Regions from separate parts of the Homo sapiens genome. Here region 1 is linked to region 2. A link is a loop called in an ENCODE intact Hi-C map of the cell type or tissue named here. Cell type or tissue: heart left ventricle. All regions are shown on one strand. Each heading gives the region's core, and the rest is flanking DNA. Links, peaks and the distances in the headings are about the cores only.

Evidence for each region. A loop is a pair of places that touch in the nucleus more often than their neighbours do. Peaks named below come from ENCODE experiments on the same cell type or tissue, not always from the same donor. Only the 100,000 strongest peaks of a DNase experiment are listed, where the experiment ranks them.
Region 1: a loop joins it to region 2, with 3 times the contacts of the local background. A loop is called at or near these places in 48 of 110 quality-filtered maps.

What each region holds. Positions count from the first base shown.
Region 1 is chr1:6,185,010-6,190,207 of GRCh38, forward strand. It overlaps RPL22 (ribosomal protein L22), which reads right to left. Exons shown (of 4, transcript NM_000983.4): 4 at 11-1,807. The coding sequence ends at 1,663. Among named protein-coding and RNA genes, the nearest start is that of CHD5, 7.3 kb to the left of the region's middle. In heart left ventricle, for the core only: a CTCF peak has its summit at 963 (motif pointing left); no DNase peak of the experiment used is centred there.
Region 2 is chr1:6,054,292-6,062,377 of GRCh38, forward strand. The region is part of intron 2 of KCNAB2 (potassium voltage-gated channel subfamily A regulatory beta subunit 2); the gene reads left to right. Among named protein-coding and RNA genes, the nearest start is that of KCNAB2, 12 kb to the left of the region's middle. RefSeq lists an enhancer at 5,776-6,276. In heart left ventricle, for the core only: no CTCF peak of the experiment used is centred there; a DNase peak (open chromatin) is centred at 4,510.

The DNA of each region.
Region 1 (5,198 bases), core at 1-2,500, 130 kb after region 2:
CAAAGCCTCGTACAGTAAGAGTAGCCAGGTGTTAGCCACTTTAATAGAAAATATGATCAAAACTCGATTACAAGAGTTCAAAAAGACATAGAAAACCAGTGAGTTTCAATTTTATTACAAGTTTTCAAATCTGGGACTAGTTTCTTTTTTTCTTTTAACTGAAATGCCAACTTCAGCCCAGGGTTTTTTCACAACCAAACTAAAAATGACTTACTACATGGGAACATCAATGCAACAAGTAGAATTTGTAAACTCAAGCCACAAACTTAGTTAATAATCATGGTTAAGGGACATTGCCAAAGAGCAACTGATGCCTCAGTGAAGTTTGAAAGAAACTCTGCTTTCTGTGACGGCAGAGAAGAAATATGCAAGCAATTCTGCTTCAAAGAAATTTGCATAGAAATGGAAAAATGCCAGAGCCTTTAACACAAGTGAAATTGCAAAGCCTCAACACGTTCAACTCAATCCACAGAGCACCAAATGTTTAATGGGAGCCAAGGTAGGACTGAGCATTGAACTTCCAGCTATGCAACTCGCAGGGCACAATTTCAAGTGTGGAAACCATCTGTAGGCAAGCTCTTTTAAAAACATGAATTTTAGACACCGTAAATTCTAATGCAGACACTTTTGCATTACTGTTTGAATTTCAGAAGGGCACCACAAGGCACCAGAGTCTTTCAAAGTCACTCACAGCAACAATTGCATTTTTTTCCCAGCCTTGGTAGCCCCTTTCAGTTGTCTAGCCTCTGCACTGTGGCACACCACTGACATTAAATCCAGTCATGGCCTAAGTGGCATGAGGCAGCTATTTCCAGGGCACCTCCCACCTCCTTGGCATGGGAGGCTTCCCAGTCACTCCTCCTTCGTGTCCCCTCTTTCAAGAACCTCCAGAGCTCTTGGCATCAGGGGCCCCCATTGCTGGGCCCCACACGGGAGACCACATCTGGAAGCACTATTCCTACAGCTCCCTCTGCTGGAGACGAAAGTGACAGTTTGTTGCAAAGACCTGTAGAAACATTACTTACACGTTCATTTCTGTACACATTTAGTTAATTTAGAACCTGGGACTTTTACAATCGATTCCCCAAACCCCTTTATGGCAGCAACACTGAAGGAGCACAGTTTCTCTCTCTAGGAAGAAGAGGATTAGCAGACATAATTGTGTGCGTCAAGAGAAATTTGTAATCAAAAAATGAAAGTAAGACGAATGGCCCAGAAACCCGCATTTTATTGACAGTCATTTTCCCACAGAGAATCTTAGAAAGATGTCGCGTTTTCTTTTAATGAATGAGAGAAGCCCATTTGTATCCCTGAATCATTGAGAAAAGCAACAGATACAACTGACAGTCACACTTTTTAAAATCAAACAGTCACTACCTTCAGCCCACACCTCCACACCCGCATCTGCCTCCCCAATGGCTGTCAGTTCGGTAAAGTCACCCTCTCCTTCTACTCTGGTATTACCACGAGAATTGAAATTTTTAAGCAGAAAAAAAAAGAAGTCAAGTTACAAATAAATGAGTGGCGAACCAAGGGAAGCCCTTTGACTATGATTTCCAATTTTCTGTTCAATCCACACTGCAGAGATACAAGGATAAACCACCATTTTGGTTCCCAAGTTTTATTCAAGAACTCATACAAAATTTTCCAGATAAATGAAATTTAATCCTCGTCTTCCTCCTCTTCTTCGTCCTGGTTAATCTGGAAGTAACGTAATTCGTAACTCTCTTTGCTGTTAGCAACTACGCGCAACCAGTCACGTAGATTATTCTTCTTCAAATATTTTTTGGTGAGATATTTCAAATACCTGCAGAGAAAGGACACAAGAACTCCACTAGACAGTTGGTGCTTGCATTCTAAAACATTTTAACATTTATAAAACCCAGCACTCAAAATCATTACAATTCAAGGTGTTTTCCCAAGCCTCAAAAATGGCAAAGGTAAGGCAAATACACCCAGCCAAGGCTCTGAGTTATCAGCCACGTACCATCGACATCGGCAGTAACAATTAGAATAGCCTCAGCATGGTGGCTCAGGCCTGTAATCCCAGCGCTTTGGGAGGCCAAGGCAGGCAGATCACTTGAGGTCAGGAGTTCGAGACCAGCCTGAACAACATGGTGAAACCCCATCTCTACTAAAAATAAAAAAATTAGCTGGGCGTGGTGGTGCACGCCTGTAATCCCAGCTACTCGGGAGGCTGAGGCATGAGGATCCCTTGAATCCAGGAGGCGGAGGGTGTAGTGAGCTAAGATTGTACCACTGTATTCCAGCCTGGGTGACAGAGCAAGACTGCCTCCAAAAAAAGAAAAAAGAAAAAAAACTAGGCCAGGGGCACTGGCTCACACCTGTAATCCCAGCATTTTGGAGGGCTGAGGCAGGCGGATCATGAGGTCAGGAAACGGAGACCATCCTGGCTAACACGATGCAACCCTATCTCTACTAAAAATACAAAAAATTAGCCAGACGTCGTGCTGGGCGCCTGTAGTCCCAGCTAGTCAGGAGGCTGAGGTAAGAGAATCGCTTGAACCCGGGAGGCAGAGGCTGCAGTGAGCCGAGATGGCGCCATTGCACTCCAGCCTGGGCGACAGAGCAAGACTCCATCTCAAAAAAAAAAAAACAAAAAAAAAAAACAAGAGCAGATAAGTAGATAAGTAGATGTACCAGTTGTCCATGAAAATGCAGCAAACACCTATAACATGGTTTTTAGTGACCACTGGAGAAAGATAACATGATAGAAATTTACAGTTAAGTACGCAACCTCAATACCTTTTATGCAGAAAATAGTGGGTTTCCAAAGAGCTGTAAGCGCTGCGCACACATCACCTCACGGAGTCAAACCCCCTTTTGAGGTTGTCTGGATGATGAGGACTGCTTCTTAGGGGTGTGCACACACTCGCTCCTGCTCACCACCCAACACACAGGGACAGAATGCCACCCTGCCACTGCGCTCACGCCCAGAGAGCACAAAGCCTTTCAGTCAGCCTGCCCAATTGCTGCTTTAGCCAGGTGAGAGCTAAACACTCACCACAACAGGGATCATTTAAAAACTCTTTTATTTATTTTTTTAGACAGAATCTCCTTCTGTGGCCCAGGCTCACTGCAACCTCTGCCTCCAGGATTCAAGCAATTCTCATGCCTCAGTCTCCCATGTAGCTGGGATTACAGGTGTATAACACCATGTCCAGCTAATTTTTGTAATTTCAGTAGAGATGGGGGTTTTGCCATATTGGCCAGTCTGGTCTCGAACTCCTGGCCTCAAGTGTCTGCCCACCTCAGCCTCCCGAAGTGCTGGGATTATAGCTGTGAGCCACTGCGACCAGCCAAAACACTCATTCTTTATGGAAAGGCAAAAACTGGCTTTTGTGCCCAACACCCTAACTACATAAAGATGACCTAAGGGCTGGGCACAGTGGCTCACGCCTGTAATCCCAACACTTTGTGAGGCCAAGGTGAGAGGATCCCTTGAATCTAGGAGTTCGAGACCAGCCTAGGCAACATAGCAAGACCCTGTCTCTACACAACATTTTTTTTTTTAATTAAAAAAAAAAAAGATGAAGTGCACCACAGTCTTGGCAGCTCTCTCACCGGCTTGCTTCCGTGGCCCTGAGGCTATTCCGAATCTTCCCAAGCCATAAAGAGGGAATTTCACAACACACAAACCCACAGCAGAGCCAATTCATCTACCCAAGCTGTTTCTCCCACAGTGAAAGGGGATCCCTGCTACTAACCATCTCTTCAGACCATAGCAAGGATTACATGAGATGCTCAGAGAGATCCCTGGCATTTTTTTTTTTTTTGAGACGGAGTTTCGCTCTTGTTGCCCAGGCTGGAATGGCACGATCTCCGGCTCACCTCAACCTCCGTCTCCCGGGTTCAAGCAATTCTCCTGCCTCAGCCTCCCGAGTAGCTGGGATTACAGGCATGTGCCACCACGCCCAGCTAATTTTGTATTTTTAGTAAGAGACGGGGTTTCTCCATGTTGGTCAGGCTGGTCTGGAACTCCCGACCTCAGGTCATCCACCCGTCTGGGCCTCCCAAAGTGCTGGGATTACAGGCGTGAGCCACCGCGCTCAGCATGGATCCCTGGCATATTCACAGGACCCAAATGTCATGAACCAACAGACTCACCATCTCCAAAAAAGGAGCACTGTGACAGTGCTCCACACCAACAAAGCAATCTCCACACCAACAAAGCAATCTCCACACCAACAAAGCAATCTCCACACCAACAAAGCAATCGCCACAAAGTGTGAAGATCTCAATTCAACTGTCCACTTTTTGCTAAGCAAAGATAAATCAATTTGGTCATTCCATCTAAAAAGTATACTTTTGTCAATTATTTCCACCATATTGTATTCAGATGAGGTTAATTCAAAATTTCAGGTGGTTGAAATGTTCCCTGACATAGCCGGACATGGTGGGGCACTCGTGTAGTCCCAGCTATTTGGGAGGCTGAGGTAGGACTGTTTGAGCCAGGAGATGGAGGCTAGAGTGAGCTATGATCACCCCACTGCTCTCCAGCCTTGGTGACAGAGTAAGACCCTATCTAAAAAAAAGGAAAAAAAAAAATCCCTAATAGTACACTGGGGAAAAAAATCAGGTTAAAAAAAAAAAAAAAACCCTGTACAGGCCAGGCAGGGTGCCTCATGCCTGTAATCCCAGCACTTTGGGAGGCCGAGGCGGGTGGATCACCTGAGGTCAGGAGTTCCAGACCAGCCTGGCCAACATGATGAAACCCCCTCTCTACTAAAAATACAAAAAATTAACCGGGCGTGGTGGCAGGCGCCTGTAATCCCAGCTACTCAGGAGGCTGAGGCAGGAGAATTGCTTGAACCTGGGAGGCGGAGGTTTCAGTGAGCTGAAATCGCGCCATTGCACTCCAGCCTAGACAAGAAGATCAAAACTCGTTTTCAAAAATATAAATAAATAAAAACCCTGTACAAATTCAGAGACAGAAAAAGTTCTAGATTCGGGACACCTTGAACCTTTCAGGAAAATTAACTATTATCATCAAGAAAGGAAAGCTGTAATAGATGATTAAGGCACCTTCCCTACTCCACTGGATAAAGAACAGAAAGTTTGTGAAAACGCAAGTGACGCATGTCAGGAGATACCCTCACCCTGGTAAACAGGTCACAGAAAGGTAGCAGAATCTTCCCCAAGGGCTCTGCTACAGCCCAGCAGGCCGGACGCTTTGT
Region 2 (8,086 bases), core at 3,276-5,775:
CAAAGAATTGGACAAAACGCACATACAAAGCAAGGAAAGAATGAAGCAACAAAAGCAGCCGGGTGAGGTGGCTCACGCCTGTAATCCCAACAGTTTGGGAGGCCAAGACGGGTGGGTTACATGAGGCCAGGAGTTCGAGAGCAGCCTGGGCAACATGGCAAAAGCCTGTCTCTACTAAAAATACAAAAATTAACCAGTCGTGGTGGCGGGCACCTGTAGTCCCAGCTATTCGGGAGGCTGAGGCAGGAGAATCACTTGAACCTGGGAGGCGGAGGTTGCAGTGAGCCAAGATGGAACAAAAGTACACTCCACAGGATGGGAGTGGGCAAGCGGCTCAAGAACCTGGATACAGAATTTTCTGGGGTTTAAATACCTTCTAGAGGTTTCCCATTGGTTACCTGGTGTACATCTTATGTAAATGAAGTAGTGGCCTGTGATCATTCTGATTGGTTGCAGAAAGTGACCAATTAGAGGCTGAAATGAAGTTACAAAGTTACACTTCTATGCAAATGAAGACTTGGCCCACAGCCAGCCTGATTGGTTGCGGGAGGGGACAAATCAGAGGTATTTTCCATTTTTCGTCTGCCACACAGAAAAGGGGGCGCCATGCAAAGAGAGTAGCCTCTGGTTCTTTTGTTACTTGGGCGTGGAAAGTTGGGGTTTTCCTTTTGACTTAGTTATAGGAAATCAGCGGGAATTGGCCTTCAGTTCCCTGCCTCCAGACCCTGGTCTCCTGCCCCAACAGGAGCCACGAGATGCTGGAAGGGACAGGAAAGGACACCTCATGAGGGTGTTTGGAGGGAACACTGCCCACACCTGGACTTCAGACTCCAGAAGTGGGAGAGAAGACATTCCTGTTGTTGTAAGTCCTCTAATTTGGGGATCTTTGTAATGGCAGCCGCAGGGAACTAACACAGGTGGAGAGAACATATCTTTTATTTGCCTGAAGCCCCGAGGAAAATGCCTGAGCAGCCTCGGAGACACTGCAGGTCCCACTGTGGGGCTGAAACGCCCTTGGGGATCTCGCTTCTCAGGGAGTGGAGGAGACCAGAAGACAAACGCTTTTTTTTTTTTTTTTTTTTGAGTTGGAGTTTCGCTGTATCGCCCAGGCTACAGTGCAGTGGCACAGTCTCGGCTCACTACAACCTCTGCCTCCCAGGTTCAAGCGATTCTCCTGCCTCAGCCTCCCAAGTAGCTGGGACTGCAGGGATGCACCACCATGCCTGACTAATTTTTGTATTTTTGGTAGAGACAGAGTTTTGTCATGTTGACCACGCTGGTCTCAAACTCCTGACCTCAGGTGATCTGCCCACCTTGGCATCCCAAAGTGCTGGGATTACAGGCATGAGCCATCTCACCCCACCAACAAAGTCCCTTTAGCAGTTGATGGGCCAGAGGTTGTTGTTACACCCAGGTCAGGGTGAAGGTGGGGCGGGGAGGGTGGTGGCCTCACTCTATCTGGTGAATTTCATTTTGCTGCACCAGGGTTGACGGGGTGGGTGGGATGCTCCGTGACTCAGACCACCAGTTATTAAAGATCCCAGATAAATTTATTCTGTGCTTACCTCTTCTCCGTCAGCGACTGGGCTGGGTCACCATTAAACTTGGTCTTAAATATGAATATAGAAAAGATGATACCTGGGGATAGGCACTGCCCGGTGCCGCAAGAAACCAGCTGTGCCCCTGGCCTGGGCATTTCATCAGCTGAACTGAGCTGTAGCTGATGGAGGTGGACGGCAGCATGCCTGTTACACTTCCCCAGTTTTTTTTTGAGACAGAGTCTCACTCTGTCACCCAGGCTGGAGTGCAGTGGTGCAATCTCAGCTCACTGCAACCTCTGCCTCCTGGGTTCAAGCGATTCTCCTGCCTCAGCCTCCCGAGTAGCTGGGACTACAGGCGCGAGCCACCATGCCCGGCTATTTTTTGTATTTTTAGTAGAAACGGGGTTTCACCACGTTGGCCAGGCTGATCTCAAACTCCTGACCTCAAGTGACCCACTCGCCTCGGCCTCCCAAAGTGCTGGGATTACAGGCGTGAGCCACCGCGCCCGGCCTACACTTCCCCATTGTTTAAACTGTCCTCAATTATTGCTGTTAAAAAGAATTTTAAGATGAATTTTTAAATCCACACAGCCCCTGTGTAAGCATGAGGGAGCAGGGTGAGGGCAGCTGGCCTAGCACACACTTCCCCTCCCCTGTGGACGTTAGGGTTCAGAGATGTGGCCTCAGAATGGCAGGCCAGAAGCTGTGGCCGGGCCCACACTGTGCTGACTGGACACCAGCCCTCAGTTCAGCTGTGTTTTCCTCTGCTCCCCATGGTGCTGGGAGTGAACCCAAACTCCCCGCAAGGCTCTACGTGGCCCTAGCCTGCCTCCTTGGTTTCAACTCGGACCCCTCTCCCTCCCGCTCAGGAGGCTCTGGACGCCGCCCCTTCCTTCTGTATCCCCAAAGGGGAACTCATTCCATCCACAGGGTCATCGCACTTTCTGTTCCCTCTTCCTGGAGGCTGCCTCCCCAGACGTGGCCTGGTTCCTTCCCATTGTCACATCTAAGCTTGGTCCCCAAAGAGACTGTCCCAAGCACCCACTCTAAACAAGCACCTATGAAGTCATCAGAAGCCCCTCTCCTGAGTGAGTGTCTTCCTCACCCCTCCTCCATCTCGGTTGCCTTGCTCTTTGCCCATCTGCACTGCTTTGAGATCAGAGCTTTGTCTGTCCCTGGCACCCGGAACACCCCCAGCCTCTGTGAGTTTAGGTCGGAAGGCGCTGCGTGGTCTTGGTCTTAATCTACTTTCCAAAGCACATGTCTCGTTCGGGCTGCATCCTAGATGGTGGGAAGACAGGACTGACTGGAAGCTGGTCTGAGGCTCTCTCTGCAGTCCAGATGTGGATGGCAGGGAGCCTCTGCGGTCCTTGGGCACTGACCCTTGGTCATGAACTCCTGGCAGGGCAGGAGTCCTGATTTCCTGTGCTTTCTGACTCTAGATCCCAGGCTCTTACCACAAGCTCAGGTTCACCAGGAAGTACTTGGTTGGTTGCCAGGTTCATTGAGCAGACTGTAGTTGCTCAGTTAACCATAGGCCATCACTTCCAGCTGGGAAGAGCTGGGAATCCAGGTGTGTCTTAAAGGACAGGCGGGAAGGAGGGCACTGAGGGCAGGAGGAGGGGAAGGAGAAAAACAGCAGAGACCAGGGGGGATGGCAAGTTAACCTGTCTACAAGGCCAAGTGCATCCTGGGAAAGAGGGGTCCCCAAGGAACGGGGTCCATCTTGGGAAAGATCCTGTTTTACTTTCCTGAGGCTGCTGTAACAAGCTGGGTGGTTTACAACAGAAGCTTTTTCTTTCCCAGTTCTGGGAGGTGAAAGTCCAACGGCCAGGTGCAGCCGGGCCATACTTCCTCCGAAGGCCCCAGGGAGGGTCCTTTTTGCCTCCCCCAGTTTCTGGTGGTGCCGGCAGGCCTGGGCATTCCTCAGCTTGTGGCCACATCGCTCCAACCTCTGCCTCTGCCGTCCCATGGCCATTTTCTCTCTGTGGGCCTCTGTCTCCAAATCTCTCTCTCCTTATAAGAACACCAGTCATGGCCAGGCACAGTGGCTCATGCTTATAATCCCAGCATCTTGGGAGGCTGAGGCAAGTGGATCACTTGAGTCCAGGGGTTCAAGACCAGCCTGAGCAATGTGGCAAAACTCTGTCTCTACAAAAAATGCAAAAAATGGCCAGGCATGGTGGCAAGTGCCTATGATCCCAGCTATTCCTGAGGCTGAAGTGAGGATCACTGAGCCCAGGAGGCAGAGTCTGCAGTGAGCCGAGATCGAACCACTGGCACTCCAGCCTGGGTGACAGAACAAGACCCTGCCTCAAAAACAAAAAGCAAAAAACAAAAACCCAGTCATTGGATTGAAGGCTGACCCTAATCCAGGACCATCGCATCTTAACTTGATTACATTTGCAAAGACCTTGTTTCCAAATAAAGTCACACTCACAGGTATCAGGAATTAGGATCTCAACTGTCTTTTGGGGACACATTTCGACCTGCCACAGGCCCCAAGGATTGACTCAACACCTTGAGCCTGCGGGGACATCCCTGAGTGTCCTGGGAGGAACCCGGGCTCCCACCGGCTACCTGTGTGACCTCAGACAAGTCCCCTGGCCTCTCCATGACTCGATTTCCTTACCCGGAAAGTGGAGACCGGGGTCACTACAGCAGAATTGTCCTGAGGACTAAATAAGCTCCAGGTGACATAACTCAAAGCTCCAGGCTTGGCTCATTGTGGGAGAGAAATGCAGGCCCTTCCCGTCCCTGGAAAAGGGACCTTCCCACACAGCAGTCGCTGTCCAGGCACCTGGACTGTCCCCTGTCTATCCATCTTGGGGTCTCACTCGTGCACCTAGTCTCACTTAGAGATGTAGTTCAGTGCCGCGCAGACAAGGGGCGGAGGCATCAGGAAGGAACAGGAGGAGGGAGGGAGGCGAGCAGCCAGTCATTCCGGAAGAGCTGCCGGGCCAGACGCAGGGGCTGGGAGAAAGCCAGCTGGCAGGCCCAGTGCTCTCCTTGAGGGCCTGCCCAGGACCACGGCTGGCAGCTGTGTGGGGCTTGGGTCGGGGCTGGGAGGGCTTCTGCTGGCAGCGGGCACCACATTGGAGCCTCGGTGGTCATGGTCATCCCAGGCCTGGAAACAGCATCCGTCTGCAGCCCCAGCCTCTCCAGCCCCAGCTTCCCTAAAGGGACAGAACAGCCCTTCCCTCCCCCACAGGGCTGCTGCAGGAGAGGTGGGAGGAAAGGCAGAGAGACCCAGACTCCTGCACTGGGTGGTTGCCTTGTAACCGACTGATGATGTGCTAGGTGTTTCTGGAGCTGACCTGGCCACAGGAATCACGGGCCATACCTGTTTTTCCTGTTTTTTGTTGTTTTTTGTGTTGAGACAGCGCCTTGCTCTGTCGCCCAGGCTGGAGTGCAGTGGTGCAATCATAGCTCACTGCAGCCTCAGCCTCCTGGGCTCAAGTAATCCTCCAGCCTCAGCCTCCCTAGTAGCTGGGACCACAGGTGCGCACCACCACACCTGGCTAATTTTTGTGCTTTTTGTAGAGATGAGTCTCACTAGGTTCCCCAGGCTAGCTGGGAACCCCTGGGCTCAAGCGATCCACCCACCTTGGCCTCCCAAAGTGCTGAGATTATAGGCATGAGCCACTGTGCCCAGCCACACCTGTTACACTACCGATCCCCAGGCCCCTTCCTGGAGGTTTGGGGCATCTTCCCCTGGAGGCTCTTCGGACAAGCAAGGAGAGGGAGCACCACCCATGTGCTGGCGCCGTGGTCATTGTTGTTGGTCTTGTTACGTCTCAAAGGGTGCTTCTGAGGACAGAAGGAGGAAGAGAAAGAGAGGTGCTCGCTTGGGGCTGGAGAGTTGCATGGGAAACAGCAGCAACTCAGAGCAGAGCCGGCCATCTCACAGCCGCGGGCCTCTCTCCCCTTTCTGGGCTCCTAGAGTTGGAAGTGAGTGGGGCCATGAGGTCCTGGTGAGCAAGAGGAAGGAGGAGGAACTGGCTTTGCAGACCGTGCAAAGCCGGTTCCCGGGAAGCACACACATGGCCTGCAGGAGGCCTTGTCCTAGCATCACCTGCAGCTTCAAGCACAGTCCACTCAGCCCAACCACAGAATGGGCCCCGCCAGTGGGATGTGCGCTCTGGGCAAGGCTCACATGTCCTGTCATCGGTCCTGTGGCCTCCTCCTTCCCTCGGCCTCCCACTGTCCCTCCGTGTCAAGTCTCCCACCATCTGATGCGCCCTCTGGCAAGGCCAGTGAGTCACCCTACTCCAGACACAGAACCTGCTGCTGCCTCACAGGCTCCCGCCATCTGCCCTCCTGCCTCTGCTCTCAGGAGAAGGACACTCCTGGAATTCCACATGGATCCCACCTTCTCCCTGGAGCCCTGCCATACTCCTGGGCACCGCTGATGCGCTCTCCTGCTGGCTGACTTGGCCTTGAACACGGGTGGCTCAGGCCTTTCCCAGGGACCCTTGCTTCATGCCCCAGCTGGAGGAAGCCACACTCACAGCACTTAGCCCCTATGGGGTCTTCAGCTCTTACTCTCCTGGTGGACTCCTCCTCCAGGAAGGCCACCGGCCCTGCCTCCCTTTGTTCTTAGAAACTGCTCCTTTGGGGCAGCCCCTCAACTGTTCAACATCCTCTGCCCTTCCTTGGGCAAGAAGCCACCTTTGGGTGTAAACCACACTCCGTTCAGCACGGACAAGGCGGTCTCTGCAGGATGCAGACCCTCAGTCTCACTCTCGGAGGAGCTGCTGGAGGCTGTGCTTTTAAAAGCCATGTCAGGCCAAGCGTGGTGGCTCACGCCTGCAATCCCATTACTTTGGGAGGCCCAGGCAGGTGGCGGATCACAAGGTCAAGAGATCGAGACCATCCTAGCCAACATGCTGAAACCCCGTCTCTACTAAAAATACAAAAATTAGCTGGGCATGGTGGCACGTGCCTGTAGTCTCAGCTACTCAGGTGGCTGAGGCAGGAGAATTGCTTGAACCCAGGAGGTGGAGGTTGCAGTGAGCCAAGGTCGCACCACTGCACTCCAGCCTGGCAACAGAGCAAGACTCCGTCTCAAAAAAAAAAAAAAAAAAAAAGCCATATCTAAAACCTTCTCCAGACCTTGAGCCCTCCACAGGCCTCGTTCTGTGCATGAGAGGGCATCCGCCCCCTTCCACTGCGAGCCTGTTGCCATTGTAGGGGAGGAGCTGGCCGGCCCCAGCTTTCCAGCCTCTCCAGGCCCAAGGGGGAGGAGTGGACCCCAGGCACTGAGCCGGAAGCCTCCGCTACAGCAGGGATGCTGTCTGTGGTGCACTCCAGGGACACAGAGCAGAGCTTTTAATGGGGGTGGCTGCTCTCCAGTGAATCACAGCAAGAGCTAGCTGCTTCATCTTATCAACAGCAGGTACCGGAGAGACAGAAAAAGAACCAGAAATGGGTTGTAGGTTGAAGTCAACCAGCCACGCTCCATGCCTCTGACCAAAGCCTACCAGCACTGGGCCGGGCGGTGGCTCACGCCTGTAACCCCAGCACCGGGCCGGGCGGGGGCTCACGCCTGTCATCCCAGCACCGGGCCGGGCGTGTCCCCACACATGAATGTTCCAGGCTTCCCTTGTCTGGACGATGTGATCAGGGAGACACCATCCCAGATTCTGGCTGGTAACAGAGCAGGCCTCCTCAACCCTGGCACCATTGACACTTGGGCTGGACAATTCTCTGTCATGGGGCAGCATCCGTGGCCTCTGCCTACTGCCAGTAGCACCTCCTGCCCAGTTGGGACAACCAAAAATGCCTCCCTATGCTGCCCAGTGTTCCCTGGGGAACAAAACCCCTCCCAGGTAACATGCACTGATACAGAGTAATCATCTCTGCCACCAATTTTCACAGATTATAACGGAATATAATGTGCATAATGCAAAAATTATATTGAATTCTTTTTAAAATTACCCTCCACCCCACCTTATTCCAAAAAGGATTGTAGGTGACGTTGTTAAATTAATCTGCTACCATGAAATTTTTAAAATAAATAATAGCAAATATGGGGAAAATGGAAAATAAGGGTAGGTCAGTAAAATAAGTCGGTGGTAAAAATAAAATACCAAATTCACCCACTAGATGACCAGGCAGTGACTGGTGAGGGCTGTGTGTTTTATACAGACTTTCCGGCAAAGAATAAACCCACTGATTGCTTAGAAGTCCAGTGTCAGCCAAGCGCGGTGGCTCACGCCTGTAATCCCAGCATTTTAGAAGCCCAAGGCAGGCGGATCGCCTGAGGTCGGGAGTTCAAGACCAGCCTGACCAACATGGAGAAACTCTGTCTCTACTAAAAATACAAAAAATTAGCCGAGCGCGGTGGCACATGCCTGTAATCCCAGCTACTCGGGAGGCTGAGGTAGGAGAATCACTTGAACCCGGGAGGTGGAGGTTGCAGTGAGCCAAGATTGCACCATTGCTCTCCAGCCTGGGCAACAAGAAAAAAAAAAAGAAGTCCAAAAAAAAAAAGTCCAGTGTCTCTAAAATTTCTACCTTGGGTTCTCAAAAAAGAACACAAT